Regions from separate parts of the Homo sapiens genome. Here region 1 is linked to region 2. The links are chromatin loops, found by intact Hi-C in ENCODE. Cell type or tissue: natural killer cell. All regions are shown on one strand. Region 1 overlaps HTR3B (5-hydroxytryptamine receptor 3B). Region 2 holds the start of LOC124902761 (a long non-coding RNA gene).

Region 1 (8,000 bases), 120 kb before region 2:
TCTCCTGCCTTAGCCTACCTAGTAGCTGGGATTACAGGCATGCGCCACCACGCCCGGCTAATTTTTGTATTTTTAGTAGAGACGGGGTTTCACCTGTTGGACAGGTTGGTCTCAAACTCCTGACCTCAAGTGATCCATCTGCCTCGGCCTCCCAAAGTGCTGGGATTACAGGCGTGAGCCACCACACCCGGCAATTTCTCTTAAAAACAGACTTTACTGAGCTCGTTTTGTTAAAGTAATTTTAATCATTGTTTTCCCATTTACTTCTCAAAAATTGTTTTCTTTTCTTTTTTTTTTTTTTGAGACAGAGTCTCGCTCTGTCGCCCAGGCTGAAGTGCAGTGGCACAATCTCTGCTCACTGCAAGCTCCACCTTCTGGGTTCATGCCATTCTGCCTCAGCCTCCCGAGTAGCTGGGACTACAGGCGCCCGCCACCATGCCCGGCTAATTTTTTGTATTTTTAGTAGAGATGGGGTTTCACCGTGTTAGCCAGGATGGTCTCGATCTCCTGACCTCGTGATCCATCTGCCTCAGCCTCCCAAAGTGCTGGGATTACAGGCGTGAGCCACTGCACCCGGCCAAAAATTGTTTTCTAATTGAGGTAAAATATACATATGTGGAAATACACAGATATTAAGTGTACAAGCTGATGAATGTTGCTAATTACATATACCCATATAACATTTATTTATTTATTTATTTTGAGACAGAGTCTGGCTCTGTCACCCAGGCTGGATTGCAGTGGCACGATCTCAGCTCACTGCAACCTCTGCCTCCCGGGTTCAAGTGATTCTCCTGCCTCAGCCTCCTGAGTAGCTGGGATTACAGGCATGCGCCACCACATCTGACTAATTTTGTATTTTTAGTAGAGATGGGGTTTCACCATGTTGGTCAGGCTAGTCTCAAACTCCTGACCTCAAAAGATCTGCCCACCTCAGCCTCCCAAAGTGTTGGGATTATAGGTGTGAGCCACCACACCCGGCTATTTATTTATTTTTTGAGATGGAGTCTCACTCTGTTGCCCAGGCTGGAGTGCTGTGGCACCATCTTGGCTCACTGCAACCTCCGCCTCCCGGGGACAAGCAATTTTCCTGCCTCAGCCTCCTGAGTAGCTAGGATTACAGGTGTCTGCCACCACACTCGGCTTATTTTTATATTTTTTAGTAGAGATGGGGTTCCACCATGTTGGTCAGGCTGGTGTTGAACTCCCGACCTGAAGTGATTTGGCCGCCTCAGCCTCCCAAAAGTGCTGGGATTACAGGCATGAGCCACGGTGCCCGGCCATATAACCCATATCTCTATCAAGATATCAAAGATCCCCGAAAAGGTCCCTTGTTCCCTTCCTAGTCCATCCCCATCCTCTTCACCCACAGAGACAAATACTCTTCTGATTATTTCTTTGAGCAGTGATTAGTTTTACTGGTTGTAGAACTCCATGTGATGAAGTTTTATTGTGTGTACTCGATTGTGTCTGGCTTTTTCACTCGGCATTTTGAGATTCACTTATGTTGCGGTGTGTATCAGCAGTTTGTTCCTTTTTCTTAATAAGTAGTATTCAGTTATGGCTATATCATGATTTGTTTATCCATTCTCCTGTTGACAGGCATTTGGGTTGTTTCCAATTTTAGGATAGTATGAATAAAGCTGCTAAGAATTTTCCTGTACGAGTCTTTTTGTGTATATGTTTCCATTTCTTTTTTCTTTTCTTTTTTCTTTTTTTTGAGACCTTGCTCTGTTACCCAGGCCGGAGTGCAGTGGCACGATCTCGGCTCACTGCAAGCTCCGCCTCCCGGGTTCACGCCATTCTCCTGCCTCAGCCTCCGGAACAGCTGGGACTACAGGCGTGTGCCACGACGCCCAGCTAATTTTTTGTATTTTTAGTAGAGACAGGGTTTCACTGTGTTAGCCAGGATGGTCTCGATCTCCTGACCTCGTGATCCACCCGCCTCGGCCTCCCAAAGTGCTGGGATTACAGGCGTGAGCCACCGTGCCCGGCGTTTCCATTTCTTTTAAGTAAAACCTAGAAGTTCTGTGACTGGGTCACAGGAGGGTGTATACTTAATGAGAAACTGCCATACTGATTTGCAAAGTGGTTGTGCATTTTACACTCCCACCAGTAAGCTATGAGAGTTCCTATTGCTACACATCCCTGCCAACATTTGGTGTTACCAGTCTTTTTAATTTTAGTCATTCTAGTAAGGGTATAATGGTATTTCATTGAGGTTTTATTAAAATTTCCCTAATGGCTAATGATTTTGAACTCTTTTTCATGTGCTTATTGGCTACTTATAAATTTTTCTTTGTGAAGTGCCCATTTAAGCCTTCTCTTATTTTTAAAATTGGGTCATTGGTTTTTTTTTATTGTTATTATAGATTTATAGGAGCTATTTATACATTCTGGGCACAGTCTTTTTTTAGATATTACCTCCTATATTATATAATATGTATTTAAATCATTATTATAATATAATAACATATAATATAGTAATTACATAATACATACACATATTATATAATAAATGTTTATTCCCAGTCTGTGTCTTCGCTATTCATTTTCTTAATGGGTCTTACAATGAATAGAAATTTTCAAATTTGCTGACATTTGTTAGTTTGTTATGGTTTGAATGTGTCCCCAAAATTTCTTTCTTTCTTTCTTTGTTTTTTTTGAGACAAAGTCTCAAAGGCTGGAGTGCAATGGCACGATCTCGGCTCACTGCAGCCGCCGCCTCCAGGGTTCAAGTGATTCTCTTGCCTCAGCCTCCCCAGTGACTGGGATTACAGGTGCCTGCCACCATGTCTGGCTAATTTTTTTTTTTTTTTTTTTTTTTTTTTTTTTTGTATTTTTAGTAGAGATGGAGTTTCACCATGTTGGCCAGGCTGGTCTCGAACTCCTGACCTCAGGTGATCCGCCTGCCTTGGCCTCCCAAAGTGCTGGGATTACGGGTGTGAGCCACCATGCTTGGCCTTTTTAAAAAAAATTTTATTTTTAGATGAAATCTCTCTCTGTCACCCAGGCTGGAGTGCAATGGCGCAATCTCGGCTCACTGTAACCTCTGCCTCCCAGGTTCAAGCCATACTCCAGCCTCAGTCTCCCGAGTAGCTGGGACTACAGGCACGTGCCATCACACCCGGCTAATTTTTCTATTTTTAGCAGAGACAGGGTTTTGCCATGTTGGCTAGGCTTGTCTCAAACTCCTGACCTCAGGTGATCCACCTGCCTCGGTCTGCCAAAGTGCTGGATTACAGGAGTGAGCCACCACGCCCGGCCTCCAAAATTTCATCTGCAAATTCATATGTTGATGGTATTTGGAGGTGGGGCCCTTGGAAGGTAATTAGGATGGTGGCTATATAAGAAGAGGGAGAGAAAGCTGACCTGACATGCTCTTGACCTCTTGCTGTGAGATGCCCTCCTCCATGCTACGATGCAGTGAGGAAGCCCTGATCGGATGCAGCTCCTTGAGCTTGAACTTTCCAGACCCCAGAGCTGTGAAAAATATATTTTTTTTTTTTTTATAAATTACACAGTCTCAGGTTTTCAGATACAGGAACAAAAAACGGACTAAGACAAAGTCCATTTCAATGAACAGTTTTTTTAATTTTTAAAAAGATTTAAAAAATGTTTTAAAAATTAAATTAAATTGGCTGGGCGCAGTGGCTTACGCCTGTAATCCCAGCACTTCGGGAGGCCGAGGCAGGTGGATCACCTGAGGTCAGGAGTTTGAGACCAGCCTCAACGTGGAGAAACCCCGTCTCTACTAAAAATACAAAATCAGCCAGGTGTGGTGGTACATGCCTGTAATCCCAGCTACTCAGGAGGCTGAGGCAGGAGAATTGCTTGAACCTGGGAGGCGGAGGTTGCAGTGAGCCGAGATCACGCCATTGCACTCCAGCCTAGGCAACAAGAGCGATACTCCAACTCAAAAAAAAAAAATTAAATTAAATTAATTTTGTTTTTTTGAGACAGTCTTGCTCTGTTGCCCAGGCTGGAGTCCAGGGACACAATCTCACCTCACTGCAACCTCCGCCTCCTAGCTTCAAGCAATTCTCGTGCCTCAGCCTCCCAAGTAGCTGAGATTACAGGTGTGTACCACCACACCTAGCTAATTTTTGTATTGAATTTTATTTTCTAATTAATATATATTACACGTTTGTTGATGACAGGCATTAGACTCTAGTCTTCTCATCTGGTTTTGGTATCAGGATTGTGTTGGCCTTATAAAACAGAATTGTTGAGAATTGTTTCCTTCTCAGTTTTCTGAAGGCGTTGTATAATGTGAATATTTTTTCTTCCTTACTGTCTGATAGAATTTACCAGTAAAACTATAGGGGTCTGGAGCTTTCTTTGTGGGAAGGTAATCAAAGGCAAATTCAACTTTATTTACACATATTCAGTTTTTTCTTGTGTCAGTTTTGCTAATTTGTATTTTTAAGAAATTTGTCTCTTTCATGCAGTTTGTCAAATTTATTGACTTAGTTGTTCATATATTTTTTTCTATTATTTTCATGCCCATAAGATCTCTAGTGATATGGCTTTTGTGTCTCATATTGGTAATTTGTGTTTTCTCATATTTTCCCCTGACCAATCTTGTCATAGTTTTACCAATTTTATTTTTTTCAAAGAGCCAACTTTGGGCTTTGTAATTTTTTTGTTTGTTTGTTTTGTTTTGTTTTGCTTTGAGACAGGGTCTCACTCTGTTACTTAGGCTGGAGTGCAGTGGCGTGATCACGGCTTACTGCAGCCTCAACCTCCCATGCTCTTTAGATATCTTTACATATTTCTTTTCTTCTACTTACTTTGTTTGTGTTTTTGAGATAGAGGCAAGAGACAGACAGAGTCTCTGGGACCCATAATCTGATTTTTTTTCCCTCTAGTTTTGGCTTATACACAATATTATACAAATGGAATTATATGTTATTTTACCTTTTGTGCATGGCTTCTTTCACTTAGCATAATGCCTTTGAGATTTATCCATATTGTTGCATAACTCAGTAGTAGTATTTTATTGTACAGATGCACTACAATTTATCTGTTTACCAGTTGTGGGACACATGGATTGTTTCCATTTGGGGGCAATTATGAATAAAGCCACTATAAACATTTGCATATGTTTTTCTTTCTCTTGGATAAATGCTTAGGTATAGTATTGGTGAGTTGTATGATGGGTCTATGTTTAATTTTATAAGAAACTGTCCAGCTTTTTTCCAAAGTGGCTGTTATCATTTTGCATGTCACTCATAATGTGTGAGAGCTTCAGTTTCTCCACATAATCACTACTCCTTGAAGCTGTCAATCTTTAAATGTTTTTTTTTTAGACGGAGTCTTGATCTTGTCGCCTGGGCTGGAGTGCAGTGGCATGATCTCAGCTCACTGCAACCTCTGCCTCCTGGGTTCAAGTGGTTCCCCTGCCTCAGCCTCCTGAGTGGCTGGGATTACAGGCACCCACGACCGTGCCTGGCTAATTTTTGTACTTTTAGTAGAGATGGTTTCGCCGTGTTGGCCAGGCTGGTCTCTAACTCCTGATCTCAGGTAATCTACCTGCCTCGGGCTTCCGAAGTAGTGGGATTATAGGCATGAGCCACCGTGCCCGGCCCAATCTTTAAAATTTTAACCATTGTAGTAGGTTTGCTGTAGTATCTCAATGTAGTTTTTAATTTTTATTTCCCTAACATTTGAACATGTTGAACATTTTTTCATGTGCTTATTTGCCAATTGCCAACTGTATATCTTCTTTGGTAATATGTCTGCTCAAATCTTTTATTTAATTTTAAAGTTGGGCTGTTTATTATTTTATTATCAGGTTACAAGAGTTATTTATATACTCTGAGCTTATTTCTTGACTCTGTTCTATTCAACTAATCTGTATGTTTGTCTTTCTAACAATACCACACTGTTTTCATTACTGTAGCATTATGGAAGTCTTGAAATAAGATAATGTGAATCTTCTAATCTCGTTCTTCTTTTTAAAAATTGTTTTAACTTTTCTAGGTTGTTTGCATTTCCATATAAACTTTAGAATTGACTCATCAATGTCTATTTTTAAAAACTTCTGGAATTTTGATTGGTACTGCACTGAATCTATAGATAAATTTGAGGAGTACTGACATCTTAACAATACTGAGTTATCCAGTCCATACATACAGTGTATCTCTCTGTTTAGTTCTTTAATTTCTTTTATTAATGTTTCATCATTTTTAGCGTTTTGCATACATTTGGTTAAATTTATTCCTAAGTATTTCACATTTTTTGTTATTATAAATGGTATTTTAAATTTGAATCTAGTTGTCTGTTGCTAGCATACAAAAACACAGTTGATTTCTAGATATTGGTCTGGGATTCTGTGACCCTTACATTTCTTTTTCGCTTAAGAGGCTTTTTTTGGTAGATTCTTTCAGATTTTCTGTGTAGAAAATCATGTTGTCTGTGAGGAAAATCAGTTTTACTTCTTTCTTTCTGATCTTTATACATTTGTTTCCTTCTAGTGTCTTGTTACCCTGACTAGGGCCTCCAGTACAATGTTGAACAGAATGGTATACTGCTCTATAAATATTAATTCAATAAATGTGGTTGATAGTGGTGTTGAAATCTTCTATTTTTTTTTTTTTTGAGATGAAGTCTCACTCTTGTCCCCCAGGCTGGAGTGCAGTGGCGCAATCTCAGCTCGCTGTAAACTCCGCTTCCCGGGTTCAAGTGATTCTCCTGCGTCAGCCTGCTGAGTAGCTGGGATTACAGGTGCCTGCCACCACGCCCAGCTAATTTTTCTACTTTTATTAGAGACGGGGTTTCACCATGTTGGCCAGGCTGGTCTTGAACTCCTGACCTCAGGTGATCCACCCACCTTGGCCTCCCAAAGTGGTGAGATTACAGCCGTGAGCCACTGCACCCGGCCGAAATCTTCTATTTTTTTTCTTCCAGTTGTTTTATTAACTTGATGGAGTGGAATGTTAAAATCTCCAGTTATGATTGTTGTTTGTCTATTTCTCTCTTTGGTTCTGCCAACTTTTGCTTCATGTATTTTGAAGCTATGTTATTAGGTGCATACACATTTAGACTTATATTTTTCTTTGTCTTTGGGGGTTTTTTTTGAGACAGTATTTTACTCTGTCTCCCAGGCTGGAGTGCAGCGGCATGTCTCACTGCAGCCTCAACCTCCTGGGCTCAGACAATTCTCCTGCCTCACCCTCCTGAGTAGCTGGGACTACAGGCACATGCCACCACACCCAGCTGGTTTTTGTATTTTTGGTAGAGACGGGGTTTTGCCATATTGCCCACCATGGTCACTAACTCCTGAGCTTAAGCAATCTGCCCACCTTGGCCACCCAAAGTGCTGGTATTACAGGTGAGCCACTGTGCCCAGCCTATATGTCTTCGTAATGAACAGATCCTTTTACTGTTATGAAACGCTCCACTTCATCTCTGATAATATTCCCTTTTATGAAGTTTTTCTTATGCTTGCTTCCCACATGGCATATTCTTGGCCATCCTTTTATTTCCAACCTATTTGTATCATTTGATGTCCTTTGTATTTGAAGTCATTTCTTATAACAATATATAGTTAGGTACATGCTGAAAAGAAATATATAGGCAGGCCCTGTGTACACTTCACTCAATCTCTCATACTGTTAACATCTTGCAAATATATATATATTACAGTGTCAATACTAGAAAATGAACACTGGTACAATCTATAGAGCTTATTCAGATTTCTCCTGCTTGTGTGTACTCGTGTGTGTGTGTGTGTGTGTGTGTGTGTAGTTCTATGTAATTTTATTACATGTGTAGCTTTTTGTAATCAGCACCACAATCAAAGTACATAATTGTATCAACACCACAGGGCCCCCAGGTGCTATCCCTTTATAGCCACATTCCTTTCTCTCTGCTGACTCCTAACCCCTGGCAACCACTAATCTTTTCTCCATCTTTAGGCTATTTCAAGAATATTATATAAATGGAATCATACAATATACTACCTTTGAGATTGGCTTTTTTCCTTTAGCATAATT
Region 2 (8,000 bases):
CCTGGGGTCCATCATAGCCCAGCCCCCTGGCCCTGGCAGCCTGCTGGGTTCTAATCCCTCCTCAGGGCTTTGTCTCCCTGTTCTGCCTTCTTCAGCCGGTGTTTTCAGTAGAAACTGGAAATGGATGCATGTGCCAATGTTGCCCTGTGTTGAGCAACGCATTCTGCTGCCCAGGCCTTGCCAGTCCTCCCACTGTGGAGGGTGGGGCCGGGGTGGTCAGAGCAGGAAGAGGAGACTTCAGGAGGGGTGGAGAGATGCACCTCCTAGGGCCAATCCGACAAAGCCATCTCAAGAGGACGAAGCATCTCCCTGTCCTTTATCCCCTGGATGTAGAAGTGCAAGGCATTTGCCTTGGGGCTACAAGCAAAGAACTACAGCAGGAACTCGGGGGGCTCTTTAGTAAGCAGGTCCTCCAGCTGTGAGGGGCTCCCCTCATCTCCCAGCTGCAGCGTCCTCTGAATGAAGGGTGTGCCTGGGCAGTATTCCCATGCAGGTTCCAGAGAGTACCTTGTACTTTACCTTTTCTCAAATGACTCCTTGGACCTGGATGGCAACTGTCTTTGGAAAGCCATCAAATGTAATGGTTAAAATGATAAACCCTAGAGTCTCTCATTTCAAATCCTAGTTTCACCATTTACTTATCTGTGTAACCTTTTTATGGCTCAGTGTCTTCATCTGTAAAACGAGGATAAAAATAGTACCTTGCCATAGGGTCATTCCTACAACTAAATGAGTTGGTCTCTTTAAGGGCCTAGGACAGTAGCTGGCACAAGGCAAGTGCTACACAGGGGAGAGCTGGGATTGGGGAAGGCTCTACTGAGCCATCTCTTTCTTTTCTTTTCTTTTTTCCTTTTTTTTTGAGACAGAGTCTTGCTCTGTCACCAGGTTGGAGTGCAGTGGTGCGATCTTGGCTCACTGCAACCTCCGCCTCACTGGTTCAAGCGATTCTCCTGGCTCAGACTCCCAAGTAGCTGGGACTACAGGTGTGAGCCACCATGCTCTGCTAATTTTTGTATTTTTAGTAGAGACGGGGTTTCACCATGTTGGCCAGGCTGGTCTCGAACTCCTGACCTCGTGATCCACTTGCCTCGGTCTCCCAAAGTTCTGGGATTACAGGTGTGAGCCACCGTGCCTAGCCTGAACCATCTCTTACTTTTGCTCTGATGTTTCCTTTTATCCCTTTGAGGCATTTGGGAGGGTGGACTGCTCCCAATTCCACAATCATACTGCATCATCCCACATCCTGATTCTGACCCTGAGGTCAAGCCATGTGGGCAGGGGCAGCGCCAGGGTGACATTTCCCTCATTTCCACATCATTTCCTCCACTGGACCATGTGTCGTTTGGGGCTTACAACTACATGACTTCCCCCGCACACACTACCCCTACCCTCAAACCATGGCAGCCAAGGCTGCTAAGGACCTGAATGGAATCAGAGACTCAGAATGTCAGGCTGGATGAAACCTTAGAGATGACCAGAGAAGGCAGTGATGAGGCCACCATTATACAGCAGGGAGAGGGCAGAGGCCAGTCCCTAGAATACATTCCCATCCTCCAGCTCCACTCAGCAGACCAGTGAGGAAGGGAACTGAGTGCAGCAGAGGAGAACTTGAAATTAAATTCCATTAAGTGCCAATCACATGCAAAGCACAGAAGGGATCAGGCCTCATTGCTGGAATCAGTGGATGAGGCTTTGAGATGAGCTGACTCTAGCATAGCAATGCAGGGAGAGCTGCCCCTCATGCCCAACCTGCTGAACCTGAGTCCTTCAGGTTACTCTGGGTGAGAACAGTGTCAAAGGAAAGCCTGTTCCCATTTTCATGAGCCTGCTTCATCATTTGAGGTGAGAGTCATACAGATTGCCCTACCCAGTTGGCCCAGCAGGTTCCTCCGGAAGCTTTCCTCTGTCCGTAGGCACCTGGCTTCCTTTCTGGCTAGTTTTCTCCTACTAGTTGCAGCTGACCAGTTTGTTTCCCCTGGATTCTTCTAGGAGGGAGGGTGCAGGGCCTGGGGTTATGCAGTGATAATATGCAAAGATGTGTGTGTGTGTGTGTGTGTGTGTGTGTGTGGTGTGTGTGTGTTCCTACATGCACAGATACAAGCAAATACTATACCTAAGTATGTGCATAGTTCAGTGATATATTCTTTTTTTCTTTCAGTACATGTAATCAGATTCCCAGAGGTCACGTTCCTGATCTATCACCCAAGAACTGTGTGTCTTTGGGCATGTTTCCTGATACCTCTCTGCCTCATCTTTCCCCATTTGTAAATGGGAGTCATCAAAGGTTCTACCTCAAAGTACTGCTGTGATGATTAAACACAACCTATTCAAAGCTTAAAACATCATCCTGTAGTGTGCACTGAATAAATACTAGCTATTACTGTACTCATTAATATTATGCATGATCATCTACCATGGGGCAGGTTCTAGTATCTATCTAGCTATCTATGTACATTATATATATATATATACACACACACACACACATATTTCCCTATATTTTCTCATTTAGTCTTTACAGCAATCTGTAAGATAGATATTCCCTTCTCTATTTTGCAGAAGGCAAGGCATGCTCAGAGGGGTCGAGTTACTCATGGAAACACAGGCATTGGAGCCCATATGCCTGGACTCTAAGTCTGGTGCTCACTCCACCATAAGGTGTTGCCTTTCCTCTGCCTCCTGAAAGGACAGGCATGGGGAGTGCAAGTCTCCATTCCCATGGGACCTCCGTGAGGGCTGAGGCACCAAGACAGACTGTCCCACTCCTGAGGGTCACTCTGCCTCTGGATGTTGCCTCTGGCCAGCTCCCGCAGTCTGGGAAGGAGAGGGTCAGGCCAGTCAGGCCCGGGGGACAGGGGTCTCACCAGGACTTTGATCTACAGCCACATGTAGGGGAAGGAAGGGCAGCTTGGGACGGGCAACGCAATCAGGAGTGGATGTACCAAAAGCTGAGACCATAAGAAAGAGAAATGAGGAGAAGCAGAGTATCAGGAGATCATTTTCAGGAACATTAGATAGAGGCCAGAAAGGAGAAGTGGGTAATTTTAATCCCATGCAGCTGCTGGAAATTAATTTAATTGTGCTGGTGCTGGCTCTTCTCCCTTCAAACCCGTTTCATCAGGGCCTGATGGAGTGATGAGACCGAGGAAGACAGCCCGGCCGCGCCAGCCAGCAGCCCTGGGTATGCAGCTCCAGGCCGGACTTCCTCCCGTTCCTATGGCTGCTACCAGAGAAGATGGGAAAACTGGCACTTTTTCAATCTAGACGTTTCTCCTCTTGACAGGGGACTGAAGTGAGACAACAGGAAGAACTTCCCAACAGCAAAGAGTGTGAACTATGCGAATACGTGAAGGCGGCTGCAAACCATCTTCTCTAACTCTTAAGGATAGAGAGACATTGGTAGGACCCTTCGCCTCCTGAGTCTGCACCTAGTGTATGAGTTCCACCTCAGCTCACTCACTCCATGCAGGCACACGGACCCACACCACAGTCAGACATCAGCATCACACACACACACACACACACACACACTGTCAGGCAGGCACGAAGTCCACACTGGTGTCTGACACTGGATGCAGGGACAGACTGGATCAAGGACAGACAGCCATATGCAGACACTGACATTACACCCAGCGCAGACATCCACAGTAGAGGCGAACGAATGCCCACTTTTGCCCAATGGCTCTCTATCAGGCTGCACGTTAGAATTCCCTGGGAGTTTTTTTGTGGGGGTGCGTGGGGGCTTTGAGACAGGGTCTTGCTCTGTCGCCCAGGCTGGAGTGCCGTGGCACGATCATAGCTCACCACAGCCTCCACCATTCAGGCTCAACCCATCCTCCCACCTCAGCCCTCCTAGTAGCTGAGACTGACTACAGGCACGCGCCACCATGCCCGGCTAATTTTTGTATTTTTTGCCAAGACAGGGTTTTGCCATGTTGGCCAGGCTGGTCTCAAACTCCTGGGCTCAAGTGATCCACCCACCTTGGCCTCCCAAAATGCTGAGATTACAGGCGTGAGCCACCGCGCTCAGCCTCCAAGGGAGCTTTAACAACGATATCCACGCTCAGGTCCCACAGTCGGCGCTTCTGACTTAATTCTGAACAAAAGCCTGCAGTGGGGCTTGCACAGTGGTAGTTTTCAAAGCTCCCAGGTGATCCCAATGTGCAAACCAGGGCTGAGAACGCGCCTTGAGAGGTACCTTCCTTCCCACTCTGGCCTAGCGCCCGTTCGGTTCTGCCCGGTGACCACTAGAGGTCAGCAGGGCTTGGAGGACGTGGCCGCGGGTGGCCCAGCAGGGTCCCGCCCGGCGCTGCGCTCTGGCTGCGGCGGGACCGTCAGCCTTCTCCCCTTCTGGCCTCCAGCGGACGGAGGTCAGGCGCTGACTTGGCCCCGGGCTAAGAGGGGACGCCGCAAGGGGGCAGGGGCGGCCTGCTGGCAAAATCAGGCCCGTGAGCCGCAGAAAGTCAACTTCACTTGGAAGGTTTTTAAAAAGCATCCCAGATTGAAGCCTCACAATCCCGCCCCCACCCTTCCGCAGCGGGAGCCTCTCTGCACCAGGATTCTCTGACCTGGTCACTGCCTGGCCCTGTGCGCGGGTGGGCGCGAGCTTCACGCGCACTCACAGCCAGCCCGGCACTCCAGGGCCCCCATAAGTATAAAATAACTATTCTGTCTTTTCCGTAGGAGGAGCCAGCATTTGGATCCCAAGGGTTGTTTATTTTGACTCACTGCTGTTTTTGCTGGAGAAGGGTAAAACAGAAAGTTCCTTTACTTTGGCTAAGATGTGGCACACATAACTGCCCTGAGCCCGAATTTCTGATGAGCAAATAGAAGCGGACCAGTGGTTCAATCTTCCTTCATCATCTTCAAAAAGAATAACACCCAAGGGCACATAGGATTGGCTTCTCTACATTTCAATTTAAGAGAAATGGAAAGAAGACTCATCTACCACTGAAGATACCTGAACTCAAAAATGAAAAATAAGATGGCCTCCCTGATCAGCTCCAGGTTCTTCCTTCCTAGTTCTGGCTCCTGGACACCTCATGACCACATTGCGCATTTGCACTCTTAGTGAGTGCTGCTCATAACAGGGTATTATGATTCCTCTTATAGAGTCCACCTTTCATTCCAAATTGTGAGGCTGCTGGATGGCAGAATAAGTTCTGGGCACATAGTAGGTGCACAATAAACATTTGTTAAACCAAAATGTTTGTTGTCAATCTTGTCTTCAATCTAACTTGTCTAATATGTAAAACCAACCCAGAGAGAAACTTTTCTAGACCCTTCTCTGTTAAGCTCCACACAGGTCCCCATTCTTTTTGGTGTTTTGTTTTGTTTTGTTTTGTTTTGAGACGGAGTTTCGCTCTTGTTGCCCAGGCTGGAGTGCAGTAGCGTGATCTTGGCTCACTGCAACCTCCACCTCCTGGGTTCAAGCAATTCTCCTGCCTCAGCCTCCTGAGTAGCTGGGATTACAGGCGCCTGCCACCACACCTGGCTATCTTTTTTGTATTTTTAGTAGAGACGGGGTTTCACCATCTTGGCTAGGCTGGTCTCGAACTCCTGGCCTCAGGTGATCTCCCCGCCTTGGCCTCCCAAAGTGCTGGGATTACAGGTGTGAGCCACTGTGTCCGGCCACAAGACCCCATTCTTAACTTGCAAATGTTTGGTGAAGTTTGCTAAACCCTACCTACCCTCCCAAGAGACGGTGATTGGGTAGGTTTAGGGTGGGGTTCAGGAACTTGCATTTGTAACAACTGAGAATGGTGATTCTGAAATTATCAAGGGGGAATGCATTCTCTCTCTGCTGCCCCCCATCTCCAGGCTAGGCTCTTTTTATAGCCTTGACTTCAGCTCTGGTCCAGGGAGACAGGCTAGGATGGGGTTTGACACTTCTAAGGGGGCTGCAGTCCTTTTGTCCTCCTAGCAGGATGAGCTGTGAGCCGCTCTCACTGGTTCCGGCGCCAAGGTCATCAGGGCGGCTCTCCCTCTCCACCTGGCCTGGTTCTCTCTCAATGGCTCTTCTGTCTTTTCTCCTAACTCCTAATTTATGCTACGCCTTTCCTTGGTTCTCCTTACCAATCCCAGGAGCTGATGCAGGGCAAACATTCTGGGTCCACACCCCACTATGGGATAATTGTGGGGCTGTTTGAAACTTGACCTGTTGACCAAACTTGGGGCCCTTGTGGATGTGGTTCTGGGTCTTGCCCTGGCCCTTAATGGAGTGAAGAAATGAGGGGCAGCCAGTGGAAAGAGGGCTCTGGGGACCTAGAGTTTAATTTCTGTGTTATCCAGCAACCTGGGCCCGCCTGGCTACCGCCTGGATCTCCATCAAAACCTTCTCCAAAGAGCCACAGATCACGATGATACAGCCCTTTCTCTTTTCTCACAAAGACACTGTCAAAAAGGCTGCCATGCAGCGAGCCATCTCCATGATCCCATCTAGATTAGGGCAAAAGAAAAAAAAAGCTATAATTAAAATAGCTACATAATTGAACACTTACTATGTTCCAGACATTAGACTAGGCACCTTTATATACATTACATTAAAACTATACCAACTTTAGGCTGGGTGCAGTGGCTCACACCTATAATCCCAGCCCTTTGGGAGGCCAAGGAGGGTGGATCACCTGAGGTCAGGAGTTCGAGACCAGTCTGACCAACATAGTGAAACCCCATCTCTACTAAATACACAAAATTAGCCAGGTGTGGTGGCGCATGCCTGTAATCCCAGCTACTTGGGAGGCTGAGGCAGGAGAATTGCTTGAACCCGGGAGGCGGAGGTTGCAGTGAGCTGAGATTGGAGATTGTACCATTGCACTCCAGCCTGGGCAACAGGAGTAAAACTCCATCTAAAAAAAATAAAAACCTCATACCGACTTTGAAAAATACCACACATATGTATTACCAGCTCCATTTTACAGATGAGACCCAGAAAGTTTAAGCAATTTGCCCAGGACAGACAGGCAGTAAGGGGCAGAGATGGGATTTGAACTCACATCTGTCTGGCCAATGCTCAACCTTAAAACAAAATAAAAGGTAAAGCCTCTTATTATTCTGTCCAAGCATTCTAGAACAAAGTGCTTAGGGCCAACAAAGGTCTATGAAACTGCCTGACACCTGACAAATTGCACTGATTCCAAAATGCAAAGAGAAAATGATGAAACTGAAAGGTTTAAAAACATTTATTTAAATGACAACAAAACAACATTGTGACAAAGTAGTTAACACAGCTCACATGTTATGCAGTTTTATAGAAACGATTTTAATGAGGGGCATATGCACATTCTGATAAGCTGATGGTGGCCTCTAAGGGAGATCCTAGGATCTTCCCCTACGATACTCACCACCAAAACCTCCCTCACCCCACCTGGCCCTGTCACCTGCCCAGGTTCCTACAATAGAAATGTGAAGGAATGCAAGGAGGACCAGAATAAATCCAGCTCTGAGCAACCTCCTGACAGCCACTTATTATGTCAATTTTCCTGCCTGCAGAATGGGGATGATATATTTGTCCTACTTAACTCCCAAGATAGGCGTAAGGCTCAAATAAAACCATCTTTTAAAGAGCATCAAGTCCCGTGGTCTATCCGAGACTGGATTGTAAAAAAACAAGGAGAGATAGTTCTGGGATGATAATCTCTCAAAACAGAAGAGATGGCCTCAAATCAAAACAAGAAAACATTTAAATAATTTTTATAAGTGAAAAAAATTCCCAGTCTCTTATGTTACTCTGTTCTATCCCAGATCTCACGGGGTTTCAGATTTCATAAGGATGATTACCAACACTTACAGAGCTCTTCTCATTCCTCATCCCATGCAATCATCCTAACTATCTTGTAAAGTAAGTAGGACTCTCTTGCCTTTTTTGTTTGTTTGTTTGTTTTTGGTAACAGATGCAATATAGCTGATGCTCAGAGAGATGAAGTGACTTGCTTAGGGTCACCCAAATTGTAAGAGCTAAAGCTTCTAAGACTGATCCAGACACCAACGCCATTTATTAG

The links. A loop is a pair of places that touch in the nucleus more often than their neighbours do. Peaks named below come from ENCODE experiments on the same cell type or tissue, not always from the same donor. Only the 100,000 strongest peaks of a DNase experiment are listed, where the experiment ranks them.
Region 1: a loop joins it to region 2, with 2.5 times the contacts of the local background. A loop is called at or near these places in 7 of 110 quality-filtered maps.

Annotation. Positions count from the first base shown.
Region 1 is chr11:113,910,547-113,918,546 of GRCh38, forward strand. All of the region lies in intron 2 of HTR3B (5-hydroxytryptamine receptor 3B), which reads left to right. Among named protein-coding and RNA genes, the nearest start is that of HTR3B, 9.8 kb to the left of the region's middle. In natural killer cell, no CTCF peak of the experiment used is centred here; no DNase peak of the experiment used is centred here.
Region 2 is chr11:114,031,979-114,039,978 of GRCh38, forward strand. LOC124902761 (a long non-coding RNA gene) reads left to right here and starts at 3,292. Exons shown (of 2, transcript XR_007062896.1): 1 at 3,292-3,399; 2 at 4,684-5,206. RefSeq lists an enhancer at 4,145-5,085 and a silencer at 4,298-4,347. In natural killer cell, CTCF peaks have their summits at 4,274 (motif pointing right) and 4,475; a DNase peak (open chromatin) is centred at 4,383.